2 separate regions of the Homo sapiens genome follow, and region 1 is linked to region 2. A link is an interaction called in ENCODE POLR2A ChIA-PET data of the cell type or tissue named here. Cell type or tissue: PC-9. All regions are shown on one strand. Links, peaks and the distances in the headings refer to the core of each region. The heading gives the core; the rest is flanking DNA.

Region 1 (8,605 bases), core at 2,917-5,416, 1.0 Mb before region 2:
TACCCCTACTGGCAGGATTGCGTGTTCCCCAGAGACAGTGGAGGGCAGAGCTGGTGCCTTCCCACTTGTCCCCTCCTCGCCATCCTCGAGGGCAGGACCGTATGAACCCCTCAGATTCCTCCGTGGAAGAACTGTGGCTCCACCAGATCCCAAAAAGCAAGGCCCGTTTCCTACAACCCCCGAAGGAGGGTCGTCCTCACTCCGCCGCCAACCTACTAGCACCATCACCAGACCCTCGAGGGCGGTGCCGTGGACCTCTCCAGATCTCAAAAGGCAGATTCCTACTTCTTACGCCCCCCACATCACCCGCCTCGAGACCTCAAGGGTAGAGGTGGGCACCCCCGCCTCCGCACTTTTGCTCGGGGCTCCAGATTGTAGGGCAGGGCGGCGCTTCTCGGAAAGCGAAAGCCGGCGGGGCGGGGCGGGTGCCGCAGGAGAAAGAGGAAGCGCTGGCAGACAATGCGACCCGACCGCGCTGAGGCTCCAGGACCGCCCGCCATGGCTGCAGGAGGTCCCGGCGCGGGGTCTGCGGCCCCGGTCTCCTCCACATCCTCCCTTCCCCTGGCTGCTCTCAACATGCGAGTGCGGCGCCGCCTGTCTCTGTTCTTGAACGTGCGGACACAGGTGGCGGCCGACTGGACCGCGCTGGCGGAGGAGATGGACTTTGAGTACTTGGAGATCCGGCAACTGGAGACACAAGCGGACCCCACTGGCAGGCTGCTGGACGCCTGGCAGGGACGCCCTGGCGCCTCTGTAGGCCGACTGCTCGAGCTGCTTACCAAGCTGGGCCGCGACGACGTGCTGCTGGAGCTGGGACCCAGCATTGGTGAGGACGTCCCCTTCCTGGCCTCGTACCTGGGGGGTGAGGAGGCTGACTTTCCGCGGCCTCAGCATCCTGTCTCCCATGGAGAGACCCCATTTCCTGCCTCGGGGGCCCGAAGAAGCCTGCAGAGGGAGAACCATGCGGGTCCCGTTCCTTCTTAATAACCGGTCGCGGTTATTAAGAAGGACTGGAGAAAGGTCCGGATAGGCGGAGATGGGAAGGAAGCAGCTTAGGCAGAGGCTTTCAGGTAGGGCCAGGAGTCAGAATCAGGCTTCTGTGGGGGCATCTGGGCTGTTTCAAGTAGAGCAACAGGACAGGTGGGGCGATTGACAGTGGACTGTCTTAGAAACCTCAAGTCCTGGGGAAATGCAGCCCTTCTTTCTACTCACTGGCACTTACATAATATACATGCATAGGCGTTGGATACAGCCGCCCACAGACAGGCACACCTTGCTGAGTTGGAATCACTGCACCATAACCAGTGGGTCTCCTGAGCCTTTCTGGCATGCCCAGCCCCTTGCTCACATCTGCCCTGGATCCCAGAAGAAGCAGACCTACCTTGGTACCATTCTTAGGATCCCTAGGAAGGGACAGAGATACAAACCTGACTTTGATGGCCTTCCAGAAAGCCAGAACACCACTGACATCCCTTTGGGTCAGTTAGAGCCAGTGGGAGCTCAACTTCTCAGAGCCGTTGAGCTTCGCGTGGCACCAGTGAACTGGGGAAGCCCTCTAGAACAACCCAGCCAGAGGAGGTGGGACAGCGGCTGGATCCTGACTGTGGGTAAAGAGGTAGGCACTCCCAGGGAGGCTGCTTTACTCTGTCTCTTCCCCACAGAGGAGGATTGCCAAAAGTATATCTTGAAGCAGCAGCAGGAGGAGGCTGAGAAGCCTTTACAGGTGGCCGCTGTAGACAGCAGTGTCCCACGGACAGCAGAGCTGGCGGGCATCACCACACTTGATGACCCCCTGGGTAAGGGTCCAATACTGTTCCCATGGGACAGGTGGAATAGGACATTGTGGTGTTAAGAGCATGGGTGTTTGAAGCAGATGGGCTGTGAGACCTTGGGCAAGTCACTTAATCTTTCTGAGCCTCAGTTTCCTCACCTAAGAAATGGAGATAATAGTCCTACCTCTGGATTGCTGTGAGATGCTCATGAAATAATGTCTGTCTCGTGGTTAATCCAGAGCTTAGCCCCTGAGGTACTCATCTTTCCTCTCCTGGAAAGGGCACTTTCTCTGAGGAGTATCATCTTGGGAAGGGTGCAGGGCCCAGGGTTGCCTAGGCAGGGGACTCTTGGCTGGATCCCTCCCAAGCCTTCCCATGGAGCTCTGACCACCACCCTTGTGCTCTGCACCCAGGGCATATGCCTGAGCGTTTCGATGCCTTCATCTGCTATTGCCCCAGCGACATCCAGTTTGTGCAGGAGATGATCCGGCAACTGGAACAGACAAACTATCGACTGAAGTTGTGTGTGTCTGACCGCGATGTCCTGCCTGGCACCTGTGTCTGGTCTATTGCTAGTGAGCTCATCGAAAAGAGGTTGGCTAGAAGGCCACGGGGTGGGTGCGTGGATGCATGAAGCCCTGCCCTGGGGTCCAGATACTGGGCATCTCCTCCTAGCTGTGCACTGTCCAGCCTGGGCACAGTGGGCCCTTCCTGAAGCTATTCCCAGGGGATATGCTGAACTAAGTTGCCACAGGACCTGCAGCCTGCCCACTCTCCCCTAGGTGCCGCCGGATGGTGGTGGTTGTCTCTGATGATTACCTGCAGAGCAAGGAATGTGACTTCCAGACCAAATTTGCACTCAGCCTCTCTCCAGGTAAGCTCAACCCTGCTCTGGCAAGAGAATGAGGGAATGTGTAGGTGGGGCCTCTGGATTGTCAGCCTTCCCTCCCCAAGGACTGTGGATGCAGTACCAAAGAACTGCTGAAGATCTCTGCACACCTGAGCATGTGTGCATGTGTGTGCCTTTTTGTGTGAGTGAATGTGTGCCAGGGGTACTTAGATGGGGGATGGCTGTTGTTAACCCTGGGGTTGAAGACTGGGCTTGTCCCACCATGGGGCAAGGGCCTGATGCCAGCATGGCACCCCTTGGCTTGCAGGTGCCCATCAGAAGCGACTGATCCCCATCAAGTACAAGGCAATGAAGAAAGAGTTCCCCAGCATCCTGAGGTTCATCACTGTCTGCGACTACACCAACCCCTGCACCAAATCTTGGTTCTGGACTCGCCTTGCCAAGGCCTTGTCCCTGCCCTGAAGACTGTTCTGAGGCCCTGGGTGTGTGTGTATCTGTCTGCCTGTCCATGTACTTCTGCCCTGCCTCCTCCTTTCGTTGTAGGAGGAATCTGTGCTCTACTTACCTCTCAATTCCTGGAGATGCCAACTTCACAGACACGTCTGCAGCAGCTGGACATCACATTTCATGTCCTGCATGGAACCAGTGGCTGTGAGTGGCATGTCCACTTGCTGGATTATCAGCCAGGACACTATAGAACAGGACCAGCTGAGACTAAGAAGGACCAGCAGAGCCAGCTCAGCTCTGAGCCATTCACACATCTTCACCCTCAGTTTCCTCACTTGAGGAGTGGGATGGGGAGAACAGAGAGTAGCTGTGTTTGAATCCCTGTAGGAAATGGTGAAGCATAGCTCTGGGTCTCCTGGGGGAGACCAGGCTTGGCTGCGGGAGAGCTGGCTGTTGCTGGACTACATGCTGGCCACTGCTGTGACCACGACACTGCTGGGGCAGCTTCTTCCACAGTGATGCCTACTGATGCTTCAGTGCCTCTGCACACCGCCCATTCCACTTCCTCCTTCCCCACAGGGCAGGTGGGGAAGCAGTTTGGCCCAGCCCAAGGAGACCCCACCTTGAGCCTTATTTCCTAATGGGTCCACCTCTCATCTGCATCTTTCACACCTCCCAGCTTCTGCCCAACCTTCAGCAGTGACAAGTCCCCAAGAGACTCGCCTGAGCAGCTTGGGCTGCTTTTCATTTCCACCTGTCAGGATGCCTGTGGTCATGCTCTCAGCTCCACCTGGCATGAGAAGGGATCCTGGCCTCTGGCATATTCATCAAGTATGAGTTCTGGGGATGAGTCACTGTAATGATGTGAGCAGGGAGCCTTCCTCCCTGGGCCACCTGCAGAGAGCTTTCCCACCAACTTTGTACCTTGATTGCCTTACAAAGTTATTTGTTTACAAACAGCGACCATATAAAAGCCTCCTGCCCCAAAGCTTGTGGGCACATGGGCACATACAGACTCACATACAGACACACACATATATGTACAGACATGTACTCTCACACACACAGGCACCAGCATACACACGTTTTTCTAGGTACAGCTCCCAGGAACAGCTAGGTGGGAAAGTCCCATCACTGAGGGAGCCTAACCATGTCCCTGAACAAAAATTGGGCACTCATCTATTCCTTTTCTCTTGTGTCCCTACTCATTGAAACCAAACTCTGGAAAGGACCCAATGTACCAGTATTTATACCTCTAATGAAGCACAGAGAGAGGAAGAGAGCTGCTTAAACTCACACAACAATGAACTGCAGACACAGCTGTTCTCTCCCTCTCTCCTTCCCAGAGCAATTTATACTTTACCCTCAGGCTGTCCTCTGGGGAGAAGGTGCCATGGTCTTAGGTGTCTGTGCCCCAGGACAGACCCTAGGACCCTAAATCCAATAGAAAATGCATATCTTTGCTCCACTTTCAGCCAGGCTGGAGCAAGGTACCTTTTCTTAGGATCTTGGGAGGGAATGGATGCCCCTCTCTGCATGATCTTGTTGAGGCATTTAGCTGCCATGCACCTGTCCCCCTTTAATACTGGGCATTTTAAAGCCATCTCAAGAGGCATCTTCTACATGTTTTGTACGCATTAAAATAATTTCAAAGATATCTGAGAAAAGCCGATATTTGCCATTCTTCCTATATCCTGGAATATATCTTGCATCCTGAGTTTATAATAATAAATAATATTCTACCTTGGAAACTTGTGTGTGTGTTGAGTGGAAGAGGTTTGGAAGCAGTAATGTGGGTAAGAGAAGCTGGTCCACTGGGTGGGTTCCAGCCTGGATTTGGCACGGGCTTCCTGAAAGCTGGGCCCCCTCCTCACAGGTTCAGTCCTAAGCAGGGCTGCAGGCAGAACCAGGAATACTGACCTCAGCTACAGACACTCAGGAGACTGCCCTTCTCTGGCCATGTCCAATCTTTTCTTGGTTGTGCCATGCTCCTGGGTCCTGGTCCAGTCTTGGAGTAGGGGCTGATCTATGCTCCAAAGAGAGTCTGGAGGACCCCCCAACTCCAGCCCCTGAGCACTGCATTGTTACTCCTAATAATCTTCTTTGGGCACATCTATGTTAATCCTAAAGGTACTGATCTATTTTTAAAGAAAATATTGCTTTTTCACTGTTGAAGAAAATTTGGAAAAGATAAAGAAAAAAACTCACACATCATAATTCCAGAGAGAACTCTAGTGACATTTTAGAGTGCTCAGACATTGTCAGTGACAGTAGCTTTTTTCTCAATGGTCTATCTGCTGCCACGTCCTGGCTCCTGAGCCACCTGGATGCTGTAGCCTCCCCAGCCTTGCCCCTGTGCCCTCAGGGACTCCTGGGAAGGCCCTGTGTACTCAGAGAACCCCTGAGGCCGAGTCTTTCTCTCCAGCATCCCCTGGGGAGCAGAGCCACAGTGTGGCCCTGGCGGTGCCCCCAGGATCTGCCATGTGCTGCCCATGGCTGGGAAGACAGTCCTGGGCTGGTCCCCTCTTGGGAAAAGCCTCTCTTCTCTTAGGCCAGGCTGTTGACCCAAATGTGCTCTCCCCACCCCTATCTGACCCTCACACTCCTCACACCTGCCTGTCTCCAGTGCCTTCCTTCCCATTAGCTGTGTTCCCAAATGTAGATAAAGCTTCCTCTTCTCATTTTCAGTTTTAGTCCTCTACGAGCATTTAAAAGAGAAACTTTCCTTTTTCAATAAGGAAAATTTACGCTGAAATTATCAAAGGCAAAGCAGGAAACTTTGGAGGGCAGCAGCATAGTTGAAATTCAAAACTACGATTCTGTGTGACGATGGAGATGGATTCCGCCACAAGTCAATGACCAGGGAGAGAATTGGGGAGAGGGATTTCCTTTAGATTAGATAAGACTTGGGTCATAACGATCAAATATACTGATATAGTATAACTTTGTTGGATTCTGGCTCAAACAGAGCAATTGTAAAAAGACAATATTGAGTCATATATCTGATAAGGGGTTAATATCTGGAATGTATAAAAAAAAAAACTCTTAGAAATCAACAACAAAAGAAACAAGCAACCTAACTCAAAAATGGGCAAAAGACTTGGGCAGAAGTTTCTCCAAAGAAGATATACAAATGAGGGACAGGTGTGGTGGCTCACATTTGTAATCTCAGCACTTTGGGAGGCTGAGGCGGGTGGATTGCTTGAGCCCAGGAGTTGGAGACCAGCCTGGACTACATGGCAAAACCCTGTCTCTAAAAAAAAATACAAAAATTAGCCAGGCGTAGTGGCATGCACCTGTAGTCCCAGCCACTCGGGAGGCTGAGGTGGGAAGATCGCCTAGGAGACGAAGGTTGCCGCAAGCCAAGATTGCACCACTGCACTCTAGCTTGGGCAACAGAGCGAGACCCCATCTAAGAAAAAAAAGAAACAAACAAAAAGAAAAAAAATACAAATGGCCAATAAGCACATAAAAATATGCTCAATATCACTAATTAGGGAAAGCAAATCAGAACCACCATGAGACAGATACCACTTCATACCCATTAGGATGGCTACTATCAAAAAAAAAAAAAAAAAAAAAAAAAAATATATATATATATATATATATATATATATAACAAACATTGAAGATGTGGACAAATCGGAACCTTTGATCACTTTTGATGGGAATATAAAATGGCATAGCTGCTATAGTAAACAGTATGGCAATTCCTCAAAAAATTACAAACAGAATTACCATATGACCCAGCAATTCCACTTGGGAGTATATACCCCAAAGAATTGAAAGCAGGGTCTTGAAGACATGTTTGTATATCCATGTTTGTAGCAGCATTATTCACAATAGACAAAAGGTATAACCAAGCCAACATCTATCAACAGATGAATGGGTAAATGAAATGTGGTATATATGTACAAAAGATTATTACTTAGCTTTAAAAATGAAAGACATTCTGACATATGCTGCAACATCAAATAACTTTGATGATATTATGCTAAGTGAAATAAGACAGGCTGGGCACAGCGGCTCATGCCTGTAATCCCAGCACTTTGGGAGGCTGAGGCGGGTGGATCATTTGAGGTCAGGAGTTCAAGACCAGCCTGGCACACATGGTGAAACCCTGTCTCTACAAAAAATACAAAAATTAGCCAGGCATGGTGGTGCATTCCTGTAATCCCAGCTACTTGGGTAGCTGAGGCAGGAGAATCGCTTGAACCCGGAAGGTTGAGGTTTCAGTGAGCTGAGATCATGCCATTGCGCTAACAGAGCAAGACTCTGTCTCAAAAAAAAAAAAAAATTCACACAGCAGAACACTGGGCTGGTAAGGGTGGAAGATGAGGGGCCGCACCATCAATTTAGGGGAACATTGTCCCCACTGGCTGCTATTTGCCAGATGATACAGAATAAATGTTTTAAATGCCCTTGGGGATGTCTGGTTCTGAGACAATATAGAGTAAAAACACTTCTCCTTATTCCCTCTGCTAAATACAGGCAAAACACCCTGGACATTATATAAAACACAAATATAAGGAGACTCTGAAAGGTGGAGAGAAGAAGATAGAATGGTTAGGGACCTCAGGACCTATGGAATGACATGGCACTAGCCTAGGGTTTTCTTTTTGCCTATGCCTAATGGATCTCAGACTGAGTATGGAGAAGGCAGAAACCTATAAACTAATGAGTACAGGTAAAGGAAAAAAAAGAAAAAAAAAAAAGGAAAACCTGCTTTTACTAGCCAAACGACCAGAAAGGGACAGTCTTGCAAGAAAGAAAGTTTGTAGACAATAACCACTCCAGCTAAACCATAGAAAAAATTGTAGTATTACCTACACCCTGCCAGCAAAGGCAAAATGGGGAATCTAAATTTCCACTCCCACCTTCTTGGGTGTCAGAGTGGGTCTAGTAGAGAGTCAAGACTTTCACCACTGCCCAGCAGTAATGTCCTCTATCATGTCAGTGGAGGCCAGATGGGGAGTAGTAACAAGGCATCCTTCTCCCTCCCAGCCAAGGTGGTATCAGGGGAGACTTAGTGGGCAGCCTGAACTCTCATCCTGACCCAGCAGTAACTAGGCACTCTCTCCCTTGTTCTCCCTCACCTCTACCCTGGGATGTCAATAGAGTAACCTGCACTTCTACCTCCACCAGACAGCATTGTTTTGATGTCAAAGAAGGCTAACTAAAACAGAAGATCCAAATGAGATCCAGCCTCATTACATAGCATCCAAAATGTCTAAGGTTGAAAATCAGTCATCATACCAAGAACTAGGGAAATCTCAACTTGAGCAAGAAAAGACAACCAACAGATGCTAACACCAAAATGACACAGATGTCAAAATTTTCTGACAAGAACTTTAAAGCAGCCAGTATAAAAATGCTTCAATAAGTAATTGTAAACATGCTTGAAACAAATTTTTTTAAGTTTCAGAAAAGAAATAGAAGATATAAACAATTAAATTGAAACGTTAGCACTGAAAAAAAAAAAAGAAAAAACTTACTGGATGGGTTCTGTTGTAAGATGTCGATAGCAAAGAATCAG
Region 2 (8,605 bases), core at 3,580-6,079:
GCTGGCCCTTCCCTTTTGGGAAAACCCCCATGTCAGAAAAGTCTCAAGTCTGTCAGACTGGGAGTCCCCAACTCCCAACCCAAGGAAGCAGCCCTAGGAAAGGAGAGGATGAGATTTCCCAAAGCTATCTCTTACCACTTCCCTCCCCCAATCTCATCCCTCCATCTATTGGTGAGAAGCCTCCTAAAGTTGGCCTGAGGCTCCTGAGGGACTGGTTCCACCGGAGTCTTTAACCAGGACCCTATCCTCCTTGGGACCTGCAATAGAGATAAGAATCAGAGTACAATCCTCAAATAATTCCCACAAATTTGGAGCTGATTCTTAACTGAAAAGAAAGAAAGAAAGAAAGAAAGAAAGAAAGAAAGAAAGAAAGAAAGAAAGAAAGAAAGAAAGAAAGAAAGAAGAAAGAAAGAAAGAAAAAAGAAAGAAAGAAAGAAAGAAAGAAAGAAAGAAAGAAAGAAAGAAAGCTTTCTGTCCAGAGGATTCTGCGCTCTGCAAGGAAGACACACCTTGTCTGAGGGTTAGCTTCATCAGAAAGAGAACTAGGAGGAATCTGTCTTCCAAGATGACATCATCCAAGCTTGGACATCATCTAAGGAGGGGGATTTATTTTTGATATACAAGACTGAAAATACTTAAAGCATGACATGTAAAATTATTGAAAAGATACTAAGATGTGATGAATTAAGCTTTCTTGAAGTCTTGAGTTGGAAGGAGTGGAGTGAGGGGCAAGTCATGAAGCACATAGCAGGACATAATTTAAACCAGATGTCAGAGGTCACTGCTCCTAAAGCCATTGGCTGGACTGACACATGGAGAAGATGCTTCCAGCCATTCTCTTCTCAGCCTTGCCCATCCCAGACTCTATCAGCTCTCTTTCTCAAATCCCAGGGTTACCCCCAAGGCTGCCTTTCTTGTTTTTTTTTTTTTTTAACTTTTATTTTAGGGTCAGGAGTCCATGTGCAGGTTTATTACCTTGTGTCACAGGGGTTTGGTGTACAGATTATTTCATCATCCACGTACTAAGCTTAGTATCCACTAGTTGTTTTTCCTGATTCCCTCCTTCCTTCCACCCTTCACCCTCAAGTAGGCCCCAGTGTCTGTTCTCCTCTGTGTGTCCATGTCCATCATTTAGCTGGTCTCAAACTCCAAACTGAGAACATGTGGTATTTGGTTTTCTGTTCTTGCATTAGTTTGCTAAGGATAATAGCCTCCAGCTTCATCCATGTTCCTGCAAAGGGCATGATCTCATTCTTTTTTATGGCTGCATAGTATTCCATGGTGCATATGTATCACATTTTCTTTATTCTGTCTGTCACTGATGGGCATTTAGGTTGATTCCACGTTTTTGCTATTGTGAATAGTGCTGCAATGAACATAGGCATGCATATGTCTTTATGATAGAATGATTTATATTCTTTTGGATATATACCCAGTAATGGGATTGGTGGGTTGAATGGTACCTCTGTTTTTATGTCTTTGAGGAATTGGCACACCGCTTTCCACAATGGCAGAAGTAATTTACACTCCCACCAACAGTGTTAAGCATTCCCTTTTCTCCGCAACCTCACCAGCATCTGTTATTTTTTGATCTTTTAATAATCACCATTCTGACTGGCGTGAGATGGTATCTCATTGTGGTTTTGGTTTGCATTTCTTTAATGATCAGTGCTATTGAGGTTTTTTTAATATACTTGTTGGCCACATGTTTGTCTTCTTTTGAAAAATGCCTGTTCATGTCCTTTGCCCACTTTTTGATGGGGATGTTTGTTTTTTTCCAAGCCTGTCTTTCAACTGATTAAAAAAAACTGTGGGCCGGGCGCGGTGGCTCACGCCTGTAATCCTAGCAATTTGGGAGGCCGAGGCGGGCGGATCACGAGGTCAGGAGATCGAGACCATCCTGGCTAACACGGTGAAACCCTGTCTCTACTAAAAATACAAAAAATTAGCTGGGCATGGTGGTGGGCACCTGTAGTCCCAGCTACTAGGGAGGGTGAGGCAGGAGAATGGCGTGAACCCAGGAGGCAGAGCTTGCAGTAGCCGAGATCACGCCACTGCACTCCAGCCTGGGTGACAGAGACTCCGTCTCAAAAAAAATAAAAATAAAAATAAAAATTTTTAAAAAGAGTTTTTGTTGCTTTCCAGAAATATGCTATGTACATTATTTACAGACACACACACCCTCATCCTACTAGACCTCTCTGGAGTCTTCATCTCAGCCCTGCCTCCCTTCCCCTTCCTAGACACACTTGCTTCCCTTGGCCTCAGGCACAGCTCTCTGTTCTCCTGTCTTACTGACTGCTCCTTTGGCGGTTCCTTTCCTGGCTCTATTTTATCTCTCAATCTCTAAATATTGGAGGGCCCCAGGACAGTGAACTGGGTCCACTTTTCTATCTGCCTCACTTCCTAAGAGATCCCTTCTCCAGCCTTATGGCTTTGCGGATCACCTTCACTGCTGGCTCCTGCGTCCCTGGCCTCCATGCGCCACTCCAGACCCGCTTGCAATCCTTCTCCTCCCTGCTCTGGGCTGGGGACTGACCCATATGTGCTGCATCCATGGGCTCTCTTGCTCTCTGGCTTCCCACAGCCTTTGGAGGAGGGGTGGAGAGTGAGGTCAGGATATTTGTTCTCCCTGTAGGGTTGCCATGGACTGGCTGCATTTTTCCACCAAAGGCCTCAGCTCCTGTCAGTTGGCAACATACAAACTTGTCTATTAAAAGATAAATCCCAGGCTGGTGTGGTGACTCACACCTGTAATCCCAGCACTTTGGGAGGCCAAGGCGGGTGGATCACCTGAGGTCAGGAGTTCGAGACCAGCCTAGCCAACATGGTGAAATGCTGTCTCTACTAAAAATACAAAAGTTAGCCAGGTGTGGTGGCGCACACCTGTAATCCCAGCTACTCGGGAGGCTGAGGCAGGAGAATCACTTGAACCTGGGAGGCGGAGGTTGCAGTGAGCCAAGATTGTGCCACTGCACCCCCCCAGCCTGGGTGACAGAGCAAGACTCCATCTCAAAAAAAAAAAAAAAAAAAAAAAAAGATAAATCCCCTTCCTTGGATGAAATCACATGAGTTTAGATGTTGTCTTCTCCACTCAGCTATCTTTTAGCTATCTTTGTCCCCAGGTTCCAGCAACTCCCTCTTCTCACTCCTTCAGAACTATGGATGGTTAAGGCCCCACTGTTACTAGCCCTGGGGGCCTACACTGCCCTCCTGGTTTCTCTACATCCTGCTACTCTTTTCTAAAGGCTCCTTTTATTAAACCCTCCTCAAATTTCCCAATTCCAGGGTGCCAGCTGTCTCTCCCTAGGACCCTCTCTGCTACAAATTCCAAACAGCTCTCATGTTTCCATCACTCCTGAATTCCCAACCCATGTGAGTTCAGACTGATTCTTCACCCCGGTCCCCCAAAATCTTGCTCCTCCCACCAGCTTCCCTCTCCTGATGAAAGATAACTCCATGCTTATAGTTACACACTCCTCTTTCTCTCATACTTACATCTGGGGCTATCAGCAAATCCTATCAGCTCTACTATCAGAATGTACCCGGAAGCAGATCACTGCGTGACATCTCCTACCACCCTGGTCCAGCCCTGCTGTATCTCCCATGGTTGCAGCAGCCTCCTTCCTGGGCTCTCAGATTCTACCCTTGCCCCTCTGTAGTAGTCTCCACTCAGCAGCCAGAGGGATCCTTTAAAACCTAAGTCGAGTCATGTCACTTCTTTGTGCAAGACCCTCCAATGGCTATGAAAGCCAAAATCCTCACAAAAGCCTAGGAAGTCCTACCTGACCCTCCTCCTCCTCTCTTTCACTACTGTTCCTCCTACCACTGTGACCCTGCCCGCTCCTCTTCAGCTTTGCTGGCCTCCTGGCTGGTCTTTATGTCCAAGTAAAATCCTGGGCACAGGCTAGGCCCTACACCGGGCAGATAGGTGACATTCTCTCCCATCATTCTGGTCTCTGCTCCCAAGTCAACTTGTCCCAGAGGCCTTCCCTGACCACCCAATCTAACATAGCACAACCCTGACATTTTCTGTACCCCTTGCTCTGAGTGAGTCTCCTCCAAAGCACTTATCACCACTTGATGCATTTTATTGGTTTTCCCCCATCCCCATAAGCTGTTTTGTCCTCTGTTTTATTGCCAGTATCTGCAATGTGCCGTGCACTTTGTAGGTGCTCAAAACATGTCTGTTGAATGAATATATACCTTTAAGAAATGACCAGACCAGGTGTGGTGACTCACGCCTGTAATCCCAGCACTTTGGGAGGCTGAGGGGGGTGGATCTCTTGAGCCCAGGAGTTTAAGACCTGCTTGGGCAACATAGTGAGACCCCCATCTCTACAAAAAATTGAAAAATATTATCCAGCCATGGTGGCGTGCACCGGTGGTCCCAGCTACTTGGCAGGCTGAGGTGGGAGGATCACTTAAGTGAGCCATGACTGCACCACTGCACTGCAGCCCAGGAGACAGAATAAGACCCTGTCACACACATACACAAAAAAGACCGTAATGGGGAACACAGAGCTGGCTCATAAACAGCTGCCTCATTCTTTTTCACAGCACATAGTATTCCAGAGTACGGATGTACCATGGCATTTTTTAGACTAGTTTCCTATGATGGACATCTAGGTGGGTTCTAACCTTCAGTATTTCAAATGATGCTGCTGAAAACTCTCTTAAGCATTTATCCTTGTATTTCTCAGTAGGATAAGTTCCTAGATGTGCGATTGTTAGGTCAAAAGGTATGCTCATTTAAAATTCTGATCATATTTCCAAGTTGTTCTCCAAACTGGCAGACCCGGCCAGTTCTCTCTCCCTGACAACAGTGGATAAACACTGCTGTTTCCCCATCTGCTCCAACACCATGCAGTATCAGACTTTTTGATCTTGGTCAATAAGGATCGGTATTTCTGTGTTCAGTCGGCATTTCTCTAATATGGTAGTGAAGCCTAGTTTCCTTTGGAACTTTTCCAGGGGTCACACCGGCCAAGGCCTGATTGGAGACGCCTGGGACCCTGCCGATCTAGCGGGGGCGGGGGGGGGAGGGGGCGGAGGGGGGAGGGGGCGGGGCCCTTCCCGCCTCCCGCCTCCCGCCCCTGGCCGCGACAGCACCCACAACTCCGATCACTGCTCCTTCTTTTTCTGCGCTTTCCTTTCTCCCCCACAAGCTTCTGATTCTTGGAACCAGGCTCGGTGACCTCACGCGAGTGACTTCATATCCGGGACTTTCTGGGAATTCTCAGCAGCACTTTTTCGTAAGAAACGTAACTGGGGAGGCGCGGGGTGGGAAGGGGGTGGGAAGGGGGTGGTGGGCGGAGCTTTTGAGGAAGAAGAGAGAGAACAGCTCAGGGCCAGCTTCCTTTTTCCGATTAGGTCGGGTGGAGCTGGCAGGGCGGGCGGGCGAGCTGCAGCCAGCGAGACCCGAGTACCGCCCCCTTGGCCCGCAGCAGGGCACCCCCGTGCCTGCCTTCCGGGACGCAGGTGGGGGTTGGGGACACGGACCTCAGTCCTCATAGCTCCTGATTTGGGACCAGGGAGTGGTTCCTGAGGGTTCCCAGGCAAAGCCTCTGCTAGAGTTTTCTTCGGAAGTTAGCTGGGCATCTAACTAGGCAGCTCTGCCACAGGCTGGGGGGAAGGACAGCATAACCAAAACCAGAACCCCATTATGATTTTTGTGGGCCCTAAGTACCTTTGCCTTAATGGGCTCCTTTTCCATAAAAAAATATTTAAAAGTATATTTTACGACTGTGGTGGTATAAAGCCGAATATGTTAATGTTATATATTCAAACAATTTCTTCGGCCTGAAAGTTTGTTTTTCCCTTCTGATAGTAAAATGAGTTAAACATTTTCATGAGCTTCTAAAAGGATTGTGGACCCTAGGCAGTGTTGCCCCCTGTGCCGGATGGGTGAGTTGGCCCTGGGTAAAATCAGAGCGATGTGACACAGCCTGGAAAGAACATGAAAGGACCTAGAGGATAGAATTCTCCCCTCCTGGAGGAGGCCATAAACACAGGAACAGCTGCACAGGAAGGGCCTTGAATGACCTAAGAAGTGTGGATTTTAAGGCGACAGAGGTGGTGAGAAACTGCTGCAAGGCTGGATTGGAGGACTGATGGTTTGGGGGTGGCACTGGTGGTGGGGAGAGAAATGAGGAGGCTGTTGCTATGGTAGTCACATGTTGGAGCTCACAAATCAATGTGGAAATGAAGCAGGGGGCAAGGGGAAGACATACTTGGGAAGCCGAAGCCCACTGATATGAGGCAGTAATGCAGAGAGAAGCCTGGGCTATCTTCTCTGGCTTGGGTGAATGGCAGATGCTGCTACCCCTCTTGGAAAATAGGAAGACGGGAGGAGAACGTGTATGTGCACCAGGACTTTGGGAAGATCAAATGGAAGGTCTTTCACAAATAACAAAGCAAGGAGACTTCGAGTAACTTCACAGGCTTGTGGGCAGCTTCAGGGCCACCTCTTGCCCAGACCCTGCAAGTTGGGACACTTTCCTGCTCACTATGGCCTGGAGGACAAAACCACCTCACTTGGACATTTCCAGAATAAAGAATGGGGAAAAGCAGACTAGGTTTTCAATACCCTTTCAGTAGAAAACTGCCCCATAAACTCATTGGCTACCTACTTCTTAATCCCCAATAACTGTTTTTATGTGCGCATCCCCACCCCCATAATAGGCTTGACTCCCACCCTCCAATACAAACACTGGGCTTTCTCCAGAGCAGATCAGGCCAAAAGCAAGGGCTGGGACAGGAAATACACTTACAGGGAGAAGAGCTGGGTCTGAATGACTCCTTGAAAGATAATCCTTCATGTATTCACTCTAAAACACGAATCTAGCACTTACTATGTGTTCTGGTACCATTCTAGCACTGGGGATGCAATAAAAATCAAATAAGACGTGGTTCTTCATGGAGATGCTACTTCAGTGGGGGGAAGACTGACTGTGGAGATGTCACTTTCCAAAGATGTATGCATGTTCTAGAATTTTGCCTCTTCCCTACCAAAAGGTGATGTCCAATACCCCCTTCCTTTCAATCTGGGCAGACTTGTGACTCACTTGTAACCAACGGCATGTTGGTTACAGATGTGATTTTTCATGACTTCTGAGACTAGATCATAAGAGGTGATATAGCTTCTGCCTTGTTAGATGGGACATGTCTTTGGAGCTACAACTTAGGAAGTTCGACAACCCAGAGATTGCCATGTTGTGAGGAAGCCCAGGCCACATGGAAAGGCCACACATGTGTGTTCTGGTTGACATCCCTGCTGATGTCCCAAACATTGTGGCACAGAAACAAGCCATGCCCACTGTGCTCTGTCCAAATTCCTGTTTGGGGTGGTTTGCTATGCAGAAATACTATCTAGAACACTAAGAAACAAGTGAATAAGTGAGCAAGATAATTTCATATTGTGAGAGGGAAATATGGGAAAACATAAAACAGCATGAAAATAAGGGCCTCTTTAGATGGGGGAAGGGGGGAGGACTGATCAGGAAAGGCCTTTCTGGAGAGACATTGGAACTGAGACCTGAGTGAGAAGGAGCTCAACCGCTAACCCTCTGGGAGAAGAGACTTTCAGCCAGAGGGTTCATCAAGTACAAAGGTCTGGAGGCAGAAATCAGCTTGGTATGTTCTGAGAAGAGCAAGAAAGACAGTGTGACTAGGGTGATGTGGGTGAGGAGGAGAGTGGGGCCAACGAAGGTGGAGAAGAAGGCAGAGAGGCAAGTCATTCTGGTCCTACAGGTCACTGAGAGGAGTTTGGATTTAAGACTGAGTGAGCTGGGGAGCCGGTGGAGGGTATTATGCAGGAGTGACTGGATCTGGTCAATTCTTAGTAAGAGTTCTGGCTGCCTGGTGGAGGACAGAGCGTAAGGACACACAGGGCAAAGGGAGGAGGACCATTGGGGAGGCTATGGCAGTGCCTAATCCCCCAGGGAAGGGAGGATGGACGGTGGCCTGAGACATGGTGATGGCGGTGAAGATGGGGACTGGTGGACAAATTCCGGACACAGAGGCAATGACAGAGAGCACCAGGGAGGGAGGAGGCGCCCAGTCCTGCAGGTCCCGGGCAGGATCTAGACGTGGGTGAGGACAGGAACCCTGTATCCGTCTGGAATCCGAAGGGAGCCTCAGCGAGAGGGCTGGCCAGGACGGCGCGTCCTGGCGCCCGGCGTCTGCAGTGCAGAGCCAGTCCCTGGCTGCACGCCTGCCGGGCGTCTCCCAGCAACAGCCGCCGCCGCCCGAACGTTCTGAACTCGGCGGCCCCTTAGTCCTCATCGTCACCTTGGCGACGGCCGGTGGGAACACGCCCTGCGGGCTCCGGGGGCGGGGTCTGGTCGCCACGCGCTCCGCCTCCCGCGGGGTGCGCCTTCAGCCCCGCCCGCCCCCGCCCCTCCTCGGCGGCACGCGTGGCCGCAGGTGTGCAGGGCACCGGGAGGGGCCTCGCCGAGAAGCCGCTTCTCTCCTCTGTGCACGCCGCCGCCGGCGCGCACCACCGGCCCAGTCACCTCTCCCCACTCTTCCCCCTAGGCCGCCACCTCCAACCAATCGGACTGGCTCTTCTGTCATTCGGGTCACCTCCGCTGAGATGCCTTCC

The links. ChIA-PET counts read pairs that join two places held together with the same protein. Peaks named below come from ENCODE experiments on the same cell type or tissue, not always from the same donor. Only the 100,000 strongest peaks of a DNase experiment are listed, where the experiment ranks them.
Region 1: POLR2A ChIA-PET joins it to region 2 with 6 read pairs; 1 of 35 experiments calls an interaction of 5 or more read pairs at or near these places.

What each region holds. Positions count from the first base shown.
Region 1 is chr3:38,138,203-38,146,807 of GRCh38, forward strand. It overlaps MYD88 (MYD88 innate immune signal transduction adaptor), which reads left to right and starts at 459. Exons shown (of 5, transcript NM_002468.5): 1 at 459-826; 2 at 1,662-1,796; 3 at 2,186-2,366; 4 at 2,555-2,646; 5 at 2,930-4,820. The coding sequence starts at 499. The coding sequence ends at 3,084. RefSeq lists enhancers at 40-983, 143-552, 1,053-1,182, 5,669-5,728. In PC-9, for the core only: no CTCF peak of the experiment used is centred there; a DNase peak (open chromatin) is centred at 3,869; H3K27ac peaks cover 809 bases.
Region 2 is chr3:39,172,674-39,181,278 of GRCh38, forward strand. LOC105377035 (a long non-coding RNA gene) reads left to right here and starts at 5,076. Exons shown (of 2, transcript XR_940740.3): 1 at 5,076-5,255; 2 at 8,539-8,605. It overlaps LOC101928263 (a long non-coding RNA gene), which reads left to right. Exons shown (of 3, transcript XR_245209.4): 3 at 1-1,578. RefSeq lists a silencer at 8,215-8,605. In PC-9, for the core only: no CTCF peak of the experiment used is centred there; DNase peaks (open chromatin) are centred at 4,818 and 5,268; H3K4me3 peaks cover 1,547 bases; H3K27ac peaks cover 971 bases.